Linked DNA regions of Homo sapiens: region 2 is linked to region 1. Evidence: read pairs that join two places in POLR2A ChIA-PET (ENCODE). Cell type or tissue: CD4-positive, alpha-beta T cell. All regions are shown on one strand. Each heading gives the region's core, and the rest is flanking DNA. Links, peaks and the distances in the headings are about the cores only.

Region 1 (2,826 bases), core at 239-2,738:
GTGAGAAACAATTTTATCTGTAGGCTAGATGCTGCCATATAGTTTGAGGTTAATTATTCCTTGCTTAAAGCATGGAACCGGCTACAGTCTTCCTCAGGCCCCTTGGTACAGTTATTCAAGTGTTGGTTTCAACTTCTTTCCAGTTCTAGTAGAAATAACAGATGGCATGGTTCTTTTTCACTCCATGTAGTAAAGCTTATTAGAAACAGCACAATTGATGTTCTTCATTACCCAAAGAGGTAATAAGGAAAGATATTCAGTGACTGGCTCAAGGGTACAAGGAAAAAATTAATTTGCCTAAGTTTGCTTTGGGCTATCAAGAATTGACTATTGTATTTTGTTTTGATCTGAGTCTTTTCTCAGTGCTATATTTTATTTCCCAGTAAGAATTCTTAGACAATATAATGGATGAAATATAAATTTTAAAAAAGTAAACAATTATTTAGAAACAACATAGATTTAGGACTCTAAGAACTATAGTATAGGTAAGATAGAAACAATTAAAATTGAAAATGTAGCATGAAGAGATTCAATAATAAAACTTTAAAAGCACTTTTTAAAGGTATTGAACTCATAATTAATCGAACCAAGTTAATTGCAGCTATTCCTTATTTGCTGTGGACCTATGTAAGTTATTAAAGAATACACTAAAAATCATTTATGTTGGCCAGGCACACTGTTTCACACCTGTAATCCTTACAATTAGGGAGGGGCCAAGGCAAGAGGATCACTTGAGCCCAGGAGTTTGAGACCAACCTGAGCAACATAAGGAGACGCTGCCTCTACAGAAATAAGAAAATTAGCTGAGTGTGGTGACACACACCTGTTGTCCCAGCTACTCAGGGAGCTGAGGTAGGAGGATCGCTTGAGCCCAAGAGCTTGAGGTTGCAGTGAGCTATGATCATGCCACTGCACTCCGGCCTCGGTGACAGAACCAGAAAAAAAAAAAAAAAGAAAGAAAAATCCCAGAACCTTTATGTTCATGAGAATTTCTGAACTTAGCTGGATTTTTTTTGGTCATTAAATATATATTCATATACCCATATTTTTAATGTACTGTAGCTGCTAGGCTGAAATTAACCGTGTTATTTATATATTTTTCTCAGATCTACCGCATTTGTTAAAAGTATTATCTCAAAAATGGATGGAAAAATTATTATTTTGAGTATTTTAACTTAAGAATTCTGAAACAGAATAGTACATTCTAAATTAGTTGGACACAATGAATGTAACTAGGAGATATTTATATTCCTGTCCTGTTTTCATGATGCCATTACATTTGTTGCTGTGTCTTTTCTTTTTGTTTTTGAGAATGGCATTAATAGTGAAAACTCATGATTATTTCAGAGGTAGTATAGTTATTTTTATTGTTTATAAATTCTTTTTTTGTGTGTGAGAATGTTGGCATCAGACAAAGCTGTTAATAATTTAGACCTTTCTTGGCCATTAATAACAAAATATTAAAAGTTTATAATAAAGTACTTTTGGATTAAACTACAAGGATTAGAAGAAGGGTTCTATCATGTTGCATGATTGGCAAAATATCTGCAGAGTGCATGGGGACAAATATAATAAGGAAGTGAAAGTCGAATCGTAAAGAAAATGATGAAAGACGTATTGTGGCACTCTTCCAAGAAGTCCTGATCTCATTTGGCCACCTCGTCAGTGGATGTCATTGGTCGTGAGGGAGATCTATCCTTAACACTAGACAAATATGTTTTTAATTTCAAAACTTCAAAATATAAAGCATTGTTACTGATTTTGTACCCTGATTTTTATATTTGGAGGTTATAATATTTATACATCTACTTTAGGAAGAAAGCTAATAATTTTAAAATTTATAGTAGTAATAATCATCATTACCATCTCTGCAGCGAGTATTCATTGTATACTTACTCTGTACCTCTGTTCTAAGTGCTTTATTTTTGTTGTTTAATTTGTACTAAGAATCCTATGAAAGTAGGTAGTATTATAATTCTAAGTTGATAGGTCTCATAGCTTAGTGAAAAGCAGGGCTGGGATTTGAAGCCAAGCAATATTTCTTCACAGCTCATGCTGGTAATCCTTTGGTTCACTGTCTCCAGATGTGATTAATATCAAGGTAAATGATTTAGATTTTCCTTTTTCAATTTTTAAATTAATGAAGTTCCTTATCCTTCATAATTTCAACTTCAAATATATTGCCTCCTCAAGTTTCTGCCCAATATCTCCTAGTGTTATGTATGTTAATCCTTTCTAAAGGAAGAAGGCTTTCATTTTATAATTATATAATATTTACGATAGACTCTAAGCATGACAACAGAGCCATGCATGTAGTAGAAGCAAGAAGTTTCTGATTTGAAGCCTCTTAGAAAAGAACCAGCAGAGGTTCTTCTGAATAGTATATCTCTTATACATCTCTTTCTCTACCTTTTATCTACATTACTAGATGCAGAGATACTATAATCATAGTCCAATATAGCTAATACTTTAGCTTTAGCATTTAAAATTCCTATATACATTTTATATAGATTTAAATTTCTATATTTAAAATTCCTATATACATTTAGGTACTTCTGACATTATAGTAATTCATAATACATTTCCTTATCAGGAGGTTACTCACTCTGTATCCTCACCTGTTAAACCACAGATAGACAAAAAAGAGACTTACAAGTATTTGTTGGGGGGAATCACGAAGTTTATGCATTAAATTCATGTCCCTTAAGGTAAGCTCTTTACCCTTATTAAGATTTTATTCAGATCTGTGATATTATATGAAATTCTAATGAAATTTACCTGGCTTTCCATTCTGTAACAGATAATAAATCTAAAAGTCCATTTCCA
Region 2 (2,826 bases), core at 78-2,577, 210 kb before region 1:
CTCAAAAAATTAAAAATAAATTGCCATATGACCTTGTAATTGCACCTCTGGGTATATACCCAAAATAATTACAATTAAAAGCAAGGTCTCAAAGAGATAGTTGTATACCTACATCCATAGCAGCATTACTCATAATAACCAAAAGATGGACGCAAACCAAGTGTCCATCAATGGATGAATGGATAAACAAAATGTGATATATACATACAATGGAATATTATCTAGTCTTAAAAAGGAAGAAAATTCTGACGCATGCTGCAACATGCATGAACCTTGAGGACGTTATGCTAAGTGAAATAAGCCAGACATGAAGTAACAAATTCTGTAGTATTCCACTTATATGAGGTAACTACGGTAGTCATATTCATAGACAGAAAGTAGAATAGTGGTTACCTGGGACTAGGGGGAGGGAGAAATGGGGGATTGTTTTTCAGCACAGAGTTTCGGTTTTGCAAGATGAAAAGAGTTCTGGAGATTGGTTGTACACCAAAGTGAATGCACTTAACACTACTGAACCATACACTTAAAAATAATTAGGATAGTAAATTTTATGCTATATGTATTTTAACACAAATACATAAATTAGGCAACAATGGTCAAGGTGGCAGATATATTAAGAATCATATTAGGGACCGAAGGCCTTTGGGCTTTGTTCAAAAAATGAAAAAAAGAAATCAAGAGCAAACTGACTGAAATGTAATTCATTAACCATACCATTTGTAATTTAGGTATTTTACATCCATAGAACATTTTTGCCAGCCTCTAGATTTGCCTAGAATGACAAGAATAGAATCATTCACATTAAATTGTCAAGTGCTATATACTGAATGTTTATGTCCCCCCCAAGTTTACGTGTTGAAATCCTAATCCTCAATGTGATGGTATTTGGAGGTGGAGCCTCTGAGAGGTGATTAGATCATGAGAGTGTAACCCTTATGAATGGGATTAATGGCTTTATAAAAGAGGCCCCAGAGAGCTCCCTTGCCCCTTCCAGCAAGTGAGAACACAGTGAGAAGATGCTGTCTATGAACTAGGAAGTGGGCCTTACTAGACACTGAACCTGCTGGGCATCTTGATGTCAGACTTTCCAGCCTCTAGAAGGAAGAGAAATAAATTCGTGTTGTTCATAAGCCACCCAGGCCATACTATTATGTTATGGCAGCCTCGACAGACTGCTATAAGACATCAAGATTAACGGAGAAGGCCTTTAGAAACAGCTAAAATAAGCAGTAGGACATGCTGTATAATAGGAAAAGATCTGGCTGGGTGCAGTGGCTCACACCTCTAATCCCAGCACTTTGGGAAACTGAGGTGGGCAGATCACTTGAGGTCAGGAATTTAAGACCAGCCTGGCCAACATGGGGAAACCTTGTTTCTACTAAAAATAAAAAATCATCTGGGCGTGGTGGTGCACATCTGTAGTCCCAGCTACTTGGGAGGTTGAGGTAGGAGGATCACGTGAGCCTGGAAGGTAGAGGTTGCAGTGAGTGCTGATCATGCCATTGCACTCCAGCCTGGGCGACAAAGTGAGACCTTGTCTTAAAAAAAAAAAAAAAAAAAAAGGGTAAGAAAAGACCTGCTTAGTTGTGGTGAAAGGCCAGAAGGTCAATGACCTCAGAGAAAAAATGGACTCTAAAATCTATAGCTAAGAATTATATCCCATAATAAGAAAAAATGTCAAGAATATCCACCCTGGGAAGGGAAAGTGAATTACCTAGCTCTAGGACACTTCCTATTCCTCTGAATTAGCAGTCCCCAACCTTTTTTGGCACCAGGGACTGGTTTCATGGAAGACAGTTTTTCCATGGACCAGCAGGGGTGGGATTGTTTCAGGATGAAACTGTTCCATTTCAGATCATTAGGCATTAGATTCTCATAAGGAGTGCACAACCTAAATCCCTCACATACACAGTTCACACTAGGGTTTGCACTCCCATGAAAATCTAATGGCGCCACTGATCTAACAGGACGTGGAGCTCAGACAGTAGTGCTCATTGGCCACTCACTTCCTGTTGTGCAGCCTGGTTCCTGATGGCATTGGTCCACTGCCTGGGGGTTGGGGACCCCTGCTCTGTATGATTTTTTTTTTTTTTTTTTTTTGAGACGGAGTCTCGCTCTGTCACCAGGCTGGAGTACAGTGGTGCGATCTCAGTTCACTGTAACCTCCACCTCCTGGGTTCAAGCAATTCTCCTGCCTCAGCCTCCCAAGTAGCTGGGACTACAGGCGTGCACTACCATGCCCAGCTAATTTTTTTGTATTTTTAGTAGAGACGGGGTTTCACCATGGCCAGGATGGTCTTAATCTCCTGACCTCATGATCCGCCCACCTTGGCCTCCCAAAGTGCTGGGATTACAGGCGTGAGCCACCGTGCCTGGCCTCTGTATGATTTTTGAACAACTCATGAATGAGTCATAAAACTCAGCTGAGCTAAAACATAACCAATAACAACAACAATAAAAAAGATCTGTAAACTTGAGAATCAGAGGAGAAAAATGACAAAAATATAAGGAATGCTAAAAAGTAATAAGATTCAGTTCATTCCCTTCATGAAGACACCAGAATATTGTATGTCCAAGTGAACATTTTCCTTTTTTAAAGAGGTCAGTCAACCTTACCTTCTTGGAAGCAATTGCTACTTACTCCAAAGATTCTACCCTTGTGTCCAACATTTTTAGGAACTCTTACACTGAAAGTTTCTTCAAAAGCTGTGGCATTTGCTTTTGACTACTTTCAGTGTTGGCAAGCCTTCATCCCTTAGAGGTCAGCTTGCATTTTAGTAACTGTACTAGTACTATACTGCATCAACCTACCAAGTTGAACTACAT

Evidence for each region. Peaks named below come from ENCODE experiments on the same cell type or tissue, not always from the same donor. Only the 100,000 strongest peaks of a DNase experiment are listed, where the experiment ranks them.
Region 2: POLR2A ChIA-PET joins it to region 1 with 5 read pairs; 5 of 35 experiments call an interaction of 5 or more read pairs at or near these places.

What each region holds. Positions count from the first base shown.
Region 1 is chr2:48,330,869-48,333,694 of GRCh38, forward strand. The region is part of intron 2 of FOXN2 (forkhead box N2); the gene reads left to right. Among named protein-coding and RNA genes, the nearest start is that of FOXN2, 18 kb to the left of the region's middle. In CD4-positive, alpha-beta T cell, for the core only: no CTCF peak of the experiment used is centred there; a DNase peak (open chromatin) is centred at 1,633.
Region 2 is chr2:48,121,977-48,124,802 of GRCh38, forward strand. All of the region lies in intron 2 of LOC105374593 (a long non-coding RNA gene), which reads right to left. Among named protein-coding and RNA genes, the nearest start is that of FOXN2, 190 kb to the right of the region's middle. In CD4-positive, alpha-beta T cell, for the core only: no CTCF peak of the experiment used is centred there; no DNase peak of the experiment used is centred there.